Linked DNA regions of Homo sapiens: region 2 is linked to region 1. A link is a loop called in an ENCODE intact Hi-C map of the cell type or tissue named here. Cell type or tissue: heart left ventricle. All regions are shown on one strand. Region 1 overlaps NPAS2 (neuronal PAS domain protein 2). Region 2 has its middle 65 kb from the start of NPAS2.

Evidence for each region. A loop is a pair of places that touch in the nucleus more often than their neighbours do. Peaks named below come from ENCODE experiments on the same cell type or tissue, not always from the same donor. Only the 100,000 strongest peaks of a DNase experiment are listed, where the experiment ranks them.
Region 2: a loop joins it to region 1, with 2.0 times the contacts of the local background. A loop is called at or near these places in 2 of 110 quality-filtered maps.

The regions. Positions count from the first base shown.
Region 1 is chr2:100,893,396-100,898,395 of GRCh38, forward strand. The region is part of intron 1 of NPAS2 (neuronal PAS domain protein 2); the gene reads left to right. Among named protein-coding and RNA genes, the nearest start is that of NPAS2, 76 kb to the left of the region's middle. In heart left ventricle, no CTCF peak of the experiment used is centred here; a DNase peak (open chromatin) is centred at 2,206; H3K27ac peaks cover 2,883 bases.
Region 2 is chr2:100,752,272-100,757,271 of GRCh38, forward strand. No RefSeq gene overlaps it. Among named protein-coding and RNA genes, the nearest start is that of NPAS2, 65 kb to the right of the region's middle. In heart left ventricle, no CTCF peak of the experiment used is centred here; no DNase peak of the experiment used is centred here.

The DNA of each region.
Region 1 (5,000 bases):
TTTTTCTTTTGATTAAATTCTACCAGGCTTGGTTGGTATGGTGGGGAAGAGTGTTAGGATTTTCCAGCTAACTTGGGACCTGTAATTCAAACCAGTTCTCAGCCAATTTCAATACATCATGATTTTATGTTTGTGAAAACATAGGCCTTGCAACACAACAGGCTTGGGGTAGTCATTTCAGGGAAAATTCATGATGATACAAAGTGACCCACTGGGCCTATAAAGACTTTACAAAAAATTCTAAATTAAAAGACACTGAAGAGGAAAGTTTAGTCATGATTCCAGTGATTCTTTAACATGGTTTGGCAAACTGCTGTCTGGGGACCAAATCTGGCCCACAACCTGTTTTCGTAAATAAAGTTTTATTGAAACACAGCCATGCCCACTCATTTACATGTTGTCTATGGCTGCATTGCACTATAATGGCAGAGTTGAGTGGTTGCAACAAAGACTGGATGCTCTGCACCTAAAATAGTTACCAGGTGGCCCTTTGGAGAAAAGGGTTGCTACCTCCTGCATGAGTGGAGTAACATGCCTTTCCGTGCGTGCTGCATGAGGCCCTCTCTGGAGACCTGGGTGAGCTGCTAGTCCCTGGGGGAGACTGTCACTTGTATGACTCATTAGTCTTCTGTCTCACTGCTGACGCACTTGGGACCCAGGGCGGATATGCCGTGACAAAATAATCCTGCTGCCATTTCCAGGTCCCCATTTGCCAGGGGCCAGAATTCTAATCAGTTGTGTAGTAGGTGGCTGTGAGAAAGAATGTTCTAAAGCCTTTGGGGCAGAAATTTCACCTGGGTGTGTGAATGTCATTTGCAGGCTTCACTTTTGTCCTTTGCTTCAGTTAGAGTCAACAGATTTTTTGAGGGTCTGCTGTGTGAAGGAAAACCCCAGTCATTTCACCTGATAGTCATTCCATTCCCTTCTCTCCTTCCTCACAACCTCACAATGGCCGGTTGCTTTCCTGTTTAGTTATGAGCGGCTCAGGGTCAGTGATAACCAGGTCCATGCATGTTTGTGTCTCTCCACAAGGTCAGACTTTTATTGACGTGATTTCAATCACAAAAGCTGGAAGCTCCATTGAGTTCCCAAGGAGGAACTTCCCCTTACTACTTCCCATTCACTTAGGAGTCAGAGCCGCGGGCACACAGGCTCAAGCCACTCCACAGGTCAGTCAGTGTTGCAAACCATGCATAATAGTACACTTATCAATAAATAAATGATTAAACATTTCACAATAAATGAAGTAACATTTAACATCAAAAGAAAAGGGTTAATGGACCAGTCCAGGGAGAGCAACATGAAAAAAAAAAGAATGTCCTGGCCTGGTCTGGGCAGTCCATTGGTCTCACAAGGAAGAGTCTTTGATGTGGGCAGAGCATTGGGCAGTGGATGCTGGGTGCTGATCACAAGCGACAGCAAGATGGAGTCTGTGGGGACAGCCATTTCTAGCTGGTGAAGTACTGCTCTTATGGCCGCAGAGTCCTCTGGTGAGGACTGAGTGGAGGAATGTACTTGGTTATGTCCTTGTTGGAAGCAGTCTTCATTGATTAGGCAAAACATCCAGTCTTGTTGGCAAGGTGCCTTTTAAAATGTAAGATGGAGTCTTTCTCTAAGATGGAGTTTACTGTGTCAAGGGTACTGTATACAGTTATCACTAGCTAGTCCAGTATTCTAGACAGCGTATGTGTGTCTGTCTGTCCATCATGCGTACACACACACACATACACATTTTCAACACTGGTAGAAGGGAATGATTATCCTGTTTCTCCCAAAGACACTTGTTGGGCTTAAGTACCAGTTTCTACTGTGAGCCCTTTAATTCATGATCATTAGTGATAGTGTGATTAAAATTCTGCAGCTACAATTTTGTGATGACTTATTTGTGCCGGGGACTGTGCTGGGGGCTTCCCTTGGACTCTCTTATGCTGTCTCACAGCCAAACAGTGAGAAAAGCTCTTCTGTTCTCTCACTTTGCAGTTGGGGAGCTAGGGCTGGGAGCATCACACTTGTCCAAGGTTATACAGAGATACTGAAGGGCAAAGCCTGGGTCGGTCTCAGTTTGGGTCGCCTGACCCCAGGCCACCACTGCCTTTCTCCCTTTCACAGATGTGGATGCTGGACCCAGGAACTCTGACACCCAGTGTGCCCCAGTAGCTCTGCCTGCCAGCAGCAGGGGTGGCTGTCTGCCAATTCCCTTAGGAGTTCCAGCCCTCCTCCCCGCCCCTCCACACTCAGTGCTCCACTGGCCTTGCTTGATTAGATTCCCCAGCTGGTCTGTTTACTGGGCCTGGCAGAGCTCCTTACCCCCATGCCCCCACTCAGTGGTCCTCACAGTCCTGTTTGCAGCAGCCACAGGTAGTCCCTAGGGGTGGGGCAGACTCAGGCTTCAGCTGGAGCCCCTGCCTGCGGGTGCCTCTTGGCTGTAAGGCACTCTTCCTACCAATATGGCCTTTTCTGTCTCTGTTTAGGAGCCCCTCTCTGAAACCTTAGGTCTGTGTGACCCCAGAGTCCATTTCTGTTTCACCCCTGGTGACCTCCTTACTGTGCAGAGAATGTGTTCGTTGAAATTCAAAGTAGATAAGAAAGGCTGAAGCTCAGTGTCACCTCCCTTAGCAGGGGCTCAGTGGCCACAGTGTGAACAGAAGGGGTAGGACAGTTAGGTGGGGCAGGTGTGCAATGAATGGAACTCACCTAGAGCTTTCTGTGCCCCAGGCATCATGCTGGGTCCTTTATTGCACACATACCTGTGACCTGCTTCCTGTTTGCACCTTGCACAATTGCTGCCTGGTGGGTGTTAGCTGCATTGTGTTAGGAATGAGGGGAACGGGCTCATGAGGTTTAAGGGGCCTACTCAAGATCATAGAGCAAGTAGGTTGGAATGGAGATTTAAATCAGACTGACTCTGAAGTCGGAAACCCCCTATTCTGAGCAGCAGTGGCTGGAGAAAGGCCTCCTGAGTCAGTGCCAGGAGGCAGAGCCCAGGGTCTGCTCTGTCCCCAAGCCTGTGTCTGTGGGCAGGCCACTTAGCCTTGCTGGGGGGTGGTGCTGCCTGATTTATGAGTGGAGGATAACTATAGCCAGCCCATTCCACCCACAGAACTGATGGAGACAAAATGAGATTATGTTTTTTCAGAACTTGGCAGCTGCCAGGGGTTGGTGAGGGACCCATTGGGCCTTCCTGAAGAGCCCTGGCTGCCAGTGCTGTCTGAGTGGATTTTCCCTCTAGTCAGTAGCTCCTGCACATGCAGAAGTTTTTGTTTTAATTTTAGTCACCAGGATATAACTGTCCCTTCAAATGTACTTTGTAAGCACTATTACCTTGGAGCCACCACGATCATGGGGAGGTTTGTGGGAGTGAATGTCAGGTAGTGGCACAGGAATTCAGATGGGGGTTTGGCCCTGGCTTTGTCCTTCCTTTCCTCCCTCCCTCCCTTCCTCCCTTCCTTTTCTTCTTCATTCCTCATGCATTTATTGAGCACCTAATATGGGTAAGGAGCTTGTATTAGTCCATTCTCATGCTGCTATAAAGGACTGCCTGAGACTGGGTACTTTATAAAGAAAAGAGGTTTAATTGATCCACAGTTCACATGGCTGAGGAGGCCGCAGGAAACTTACAATCATGGCGGAAGGGGAAGCAAACACGTCCTTCTTCACATGATGGCAGGAAGGAGAATTGCTGAGCAAAATGGGGAAAAGCCCCTTATAAAACCATCAGATCTCATGAGCACCCACTCCTATCATGAGAATAGCATGAGGGTAACTGCCCCCATGATTCAATTACCTCCCACCTGGTCCCTCCCAGGACACATGGGGATTATGGGAACTAAATTCAAGATGAGATTTCAGTGGGGACACAGCCAAACCATATCATAGCTGGGCGAGCCATCGTGAAATGGGTGAAGATGCAATTTGCCTAATCCTTGCCATCAAAGTAGAGAACCTGTTTTTGAGTGTCTGCTGCAGGCCAGACTTTGCAAACTTAAGTTCATTTAAGTTTCACCGCTGTCCTCTGAGATAGGTGTCTGTCACTCATGTTCAAAACCTCCAGTGCCTTCCCGTCTCACATAAAGCAAAAGCCACAATGCCCCTCTGCCCCTGGCTCCACCTCCCCCTCACCAAAGCAATCACCGGGCTGGCCTCTGGGCTGTTCCTCGCTTTCCTTGCTGTCTGGGGGAGGCACCCTCACTGCTCACTCCCACACTCCCTTCAGGTCACAGCTCACATAGCATCTCATCAAGGAGGTCTTCCAAGACTCCCTAAAACATCAGAACAAGACTCCCCGAACCCCGTCCCACCCAGGATTCACCTTTTCCTGCACTGCAGTGATAACCAAAGAACAGGCTCTGTGTTTACTTATTTGCTTGCCTGCAGTTTTCCCCAACTCCCCTGACACATGCATCCCCCGCCTCATGTAAGCACCATGAGAGTAGCGGCTTTGCTCACAGTGGGTTCCCCCTTGCCCAGGCACTCAGGGAGTATCTGTTGAATCACTGTATATCACATGCAGTTGGCACATTTGTGCTTTGGCATATACATTCTCCTGCCTCATCACAGAGCCCAAGAGGAGAGGCAAATAGAAGGAGATAGTACACACGGTGCATGGATCAGAGACCTGCACATTGTTAGTTTTCCTAAAATTGATCCCCAAATTCAATTCATTCTCAATCAAAATCGCATCAAGCTATCACTTTTTTTTTTTGAGGCACAGGGTTTCACTCTGTTGTTTAGGCTGGTGCTCACTGTAACCTTGAACTCCGGGCTCAAGCAGTGTTCTTGCCTCATCCTCCCAAGTAGCTAGGACCACAGGTATGCACCACCATGACAAGCTAATTTTTACTTTTTTGTAGAGACGGAATCTTGCTGTGTTGCCCAGACGACTCGTGGCCTCAGGCAATCCTCATGCCCCAACCTCCCAAAGCAATGATATTATGGGCATGAGCCACTGCACCCAGCTGCATCAGGCATTTCTATAGAAATTGACAAGCTAATTCTAAAAT
Region 2 (5,000 bases), 140 kb before region 1:
CCACCGTGCCCTGCCAGATGTATGCCCCTTCTGAGAAGCTTTAAGAGCTGGTGCGTCATTCACCAGCTTCCCTTTCCTCTACATGCTCTGACAAAATCTTTATCATTCTGACCCTCACTGCTGCCCCACATTGAACATATAGCATGAGTGAGAAAGCGACCTGCCATGTCGCTGAGATGTGGGGGTTATTACCATAGTGTCATCTTGCTTGACCTGACCAATATGGAAACAAAAAACAAATATAGAGACAGACTAAGATAGTAGTGTAGCTATTTCACTTCACTATATGATTATTATACAGTATGAAGGTGGCATATCATTTCAAACTATTGCCTGAATGAGAAAACTGAAAATGAATCTATACATCTCATAAAAGACAACAACAAGAAAAGTATACAGAAACACAGTTTCTCAATTATTCTACGTTTAGAAGAGTGGAAATTTCAGATTCATGAATGTCTTTTCTCCATTCATTCAAAAAGTATTTATTGTGCAATACCTATGAGTCAAGTACAGGGTTAGATACTCAAAATAGAAGACAAATAGTTCCTGTTCTCAAAAGCTTGTCATCAAACACTGCAGATGGTATGAAACCACGTCAAAGGCAATGTGATAAATGGGGAGGAATAATATTCACCCATTTCTCTAGCATTTGCCATGCACCAACTCTATGCAAGCCATTTTATACACTTTATCTCATTTCAACCCACCACAGCCTTATTAATTGGGAGTTATAATCTCAGTATTAGACCTGAAGGAACTGAGGCTCAGAGAAGCTAAGTAACTAACTTAAGGTTACCCAGGTGGTAAGTGGCAGAACCAGCATGCAAACACAGATTGGCATATCTCCAAAGCCTAAGCTCCTTTCAACAGTCATGACATGGTACAGAAACATGGGCATGGTACCAAAGGAACTGAGATGGGGCCCACTGCTCTTTGGGGAGTATTAGATCAAAACACTCTGTTCTCAAACCAACTACAAATAGTCTTGGTACAACAGAAAAGTTTTGCTCTTTAGGATCCTCAGTGGTCCCCAACTCTATAATGACTACCTGAAACTACCATACTCCTCTCCCAGTTCCAAGTGTGTCTATCAGGGAGGGGGGATATGAAGGGCAGGCACTACCTCAAGAGTTAATCTCCCACCAAGCTGTCTCCAGCAGCAGAGATCTGCCTTCAGCTCACTGAAATTCCAAACGAGAGGATGGTAAGTTCACCTCATTACCCAGGGAGGGAAACGTGGAGGCTCTCAACCTTCAGTGGCTTCATAGAAAGACACTTGGGAAGCTTCTGGAAGCAGACTTAGAGAGCTGGAGGCCAAGTCACTGATGCATCCTGAGCTGATGGGTGGACCTTGTTGCATATGGGTAAACTGCCTGGCTTGCTGGTAAGAGGAGCAGCCCTGAGACTGAGCACAGAAGGAGGGAGTCCTGCCTGCTGGGAGTCAGGAATTCAGGAACCAGTGACAGGCATCTCAGGCTTGAACCAGGGGGATGCTCGAAATAAAGTTGTATTCATTGTTCCAACTACGCACAGAGGGTCTTTGCTAGGCTTCTGGATCCTCTTTCTCAGTCCTTCAGGCATTATCTGCTAATCTTTAGGTAAAGAATTCTAAATGAGCATTCATTTCCTCCTACATGAAGCCACAATAGCCCATGGATTTCTATTTTTCAAGTCCATTGGACACACTAGTGAGTTTTAATGTCCAAGTCTTACACAGTCCACAAAGGACAAAGCTTCCAAGATTCGTTTAAGGCCAGAACAGGGAGAAGTTTGAGTTGGAGAAGAACCTGCTTATACCTAGCTTTTAAGCAACTAACTTTCCACATTCTTTGCAATGAAATGTCAGCCTTTCTTTCAGATAGTTGGTATATGGGTAGATTTGCTTAGAGATGCTATCTTATATACTTCTATTTTTTGTCCCTTAAGAAGCTGAAAGAGGAAGAAAGTCTCTTCTACTGACCCTAGGAATCTCTCCAGAAATATTTTGGCAGATTCTTTTACTCAAAGGCTGTCCATTGATTTTTAAGACAAACAAAGCAACAAACAAAAAGCAAAACCTAGTTTTGTTAACATTCAACAATCCTAAATCTTCAATCCCAGGAGTAGCCTCCATTTATTTTTCTTGCACTGGTTTATGATTTTTCTATTTTCACTGTGTCTTATGAAAATAAAACATGTTAGAGTTTTAACAAGACATCAGTTTCCAGTAGATAATATTGGCATGAAGTTAACCTTTACATTTATTTGTATTTTTTCCTGGTATGTTCAATATTTCTTATAGCACCAGATGGGTTGCATTTATCACCTATTCTAGCCTTTGCCCTGACTGATTTTTTTTATTTCATAATCAGCAAGCTCTGCAAAAACAAACAAAAAAGAACTGTCAAGTTATAAAAGTTGTTTTATTCAAGACTATTTTAATTTAGTTAAGTATTTTTCTTTCCAGTTTTCTCAGATGTTCTCATATGAGATGATAGGAAAGGACTAAATGATGCACAACTTTACATTTGTGGAATACATACCACGTGTAAGGCACTGCTTTCAATTGCAGTCATAGAAAACTTAGCTCTGAATAATAGCATGAACAATAAAGAAGGTTTACTACCTCACATCACAGAAGTCCCAAAGTAGGATCATTCCTAGTTGGCTAATTCAGTGACTCAGTGCCATCAAAGCCACCATCCCATTTTGCCATCCTGGGGCTCCGCTTGCAGTCACAATATAGCTGTCATTCTCAAGATGATAATGCTCAGTAGAAGAGGCTGACTCTTCCACTGGGTCTCTTTCTATGAATGAGGAAACCTCTCCAAGAATGTCCCAAGCAGATGTTTCCTCATATCATATCAGCCACAATTCCCTCCAAGCCTCAACTCACCACCGACAAAGGAATTGGACTAGCTAATTCCCTTGGAGATGTTCCTGGCTGCACAAAGCTGAGCTAAACCAGAAGGAAGAGTTAAACCAGAAGGAAGGGACATGGATGCGAGTGAACGTTCAGAAGGGATTGCTACATATAATTCATTTCACTTAGTCCCCACAACAACCTTATGAGGTAACCACTATTATCCCCATTTGATAGAGGGGAAACTGAAGCCTAGGAATTTTAAATCCTTTGCATGATTATCCACACATAAATATAACAGGACCAAGTTTCAAGAATTGTCTTCCTAATGAATTCAAACTCGATTGGAGCCATTTCACATTCTTACTTAGAGGTTACAGTGCTTCTCTGTTTTAATAATTAAGTCAAAATTAGAAAGCTGAAGGCACAGAAACCACAGAGCTTAAGAATTGGGAAGGACCTTTGATGTCTCACCCAATACAACATTTAAACAAGTGGTTACTGAGCGTCCACCTTGTGAAGCACCAAATTGGAATTTGTTGAACCTGCCAAGACAAGCAAGATGTGGTCCCTGTGCCCAGGGCTCACCAACTAGTAGGCAGAATGAGAAAGCTATATAAGTAATAATACAACATGGAAGAATATATTAAGTCCTAAGAGAGGTACCCAAAAGCACTAGGGCAGGGAGCAGTGTTCAGAAAAAAAGGAATGCTAACCATAAAAGGTTGTCATGGAAAAGGTAGGATTTGGCAAGGTGCCTTAGAGGTAACATTTCAACAAACAAAGAGGGGTGGAAGGGAAGTGGACCCCAGGATGGGAACCCCATGCAGGAACAGCCGTATGGACAAAATATCAGGAAGTTAAATTTGATTTCAGTGCAGAAGACAAATCACCTTGGAAAGCAAGGCTTGAGCGGTTGATTTTAAACACATTGGAAACTGAGGGAGAAATTTGAGGTTTTTGATGAGGTGTGGCATGATCGAAATTGCCTTTTATAAAGGTTAGTCTGGCAACACTGTATGTAGTAGGGTGTTCTGTGCATCTCCTGTGATGTTTAGGCTGCAAAGAACGGAAAACCCAACTCAGTATGACTTGACCAACAAAGGCATTTACTAACTCATTCAAAAGATGGTTGAGAAGTTGAGGTGTCCCAGTGTTGGTTCTTTCAGTAGCAGCCTTCCATCTTTCTGCTCTGCCATTCTCAGAATGTCAGCATTCTACTCAGTGTAGCTCCCTCTAAGAAAGGGGCTGCCTCAGTTCCCAGATCTGGCAATCATATGTAACGATATCCAGAGGAAGAAGAAAAGATCTCTTCCTGCTATCTCTCTCAGGAATGAGGGAATCATTCACGGAAGCTTCCAGGAGACTTCCCCTTACAACTCACTGGCCAGAGTTGAGTCAGATGTCCTGGCCTAAACCAATCATGGATAAAGAGAATGGGACCACCACAACTGGCTTCACCTGATTTTTATTTACACCTGAGAAATTGGGAGGAAGGCTGGACTCCCCAACAAAAGTAGAATTCTGCAAATAAGGAAGAAGGAAGAAACAGGTGCTGAGGAGTCAATAAATGGGGCCTACATATGTTCCATGAGGGAGGAATTTGAAGCAAAAACATGACCCAGAAGGAAATGGCATCATTCTAGCTAAGAAATAATGGCTACCTAACTGAGGTCACTTTTACAGAAATGGAAAGGGAAATTTTTCTTATATGACATAGGATTCCTGGGTTCATTATATTCTCTGCTTGATTATCTTTAATGATGAAGGGCTCTCAACTTCCTGATGCTACCATATGCTATTATTTAACAGCCTTTGGTATTGAGCCAAAAGCCCTGGCTCTTTTCCACAGGAAATATTTCCAAGCCACGAATTCCCCATTTTGTATTTATCCAACTGAGTTTTTCATCTTAAATGGTCTCTACTTGTATCCCCTTAAAATGTAGTTTTGTTGGTTTTATAGTACAATATTCCAGCCTGATCTTTCAACAACATTGATTAGCTCTGTTGTGTATCGGTACTAGGCACTAGGTCCTAGGCACTGACAATAGGTAAAGAAGAAGCTCACAGACTAGTGGGGTGGTGAACACATGGACAAGCAGTTACAAACCTCGTGTGACGATGCTGTGGCATCAAGTAGGGTTAACCAACGTGT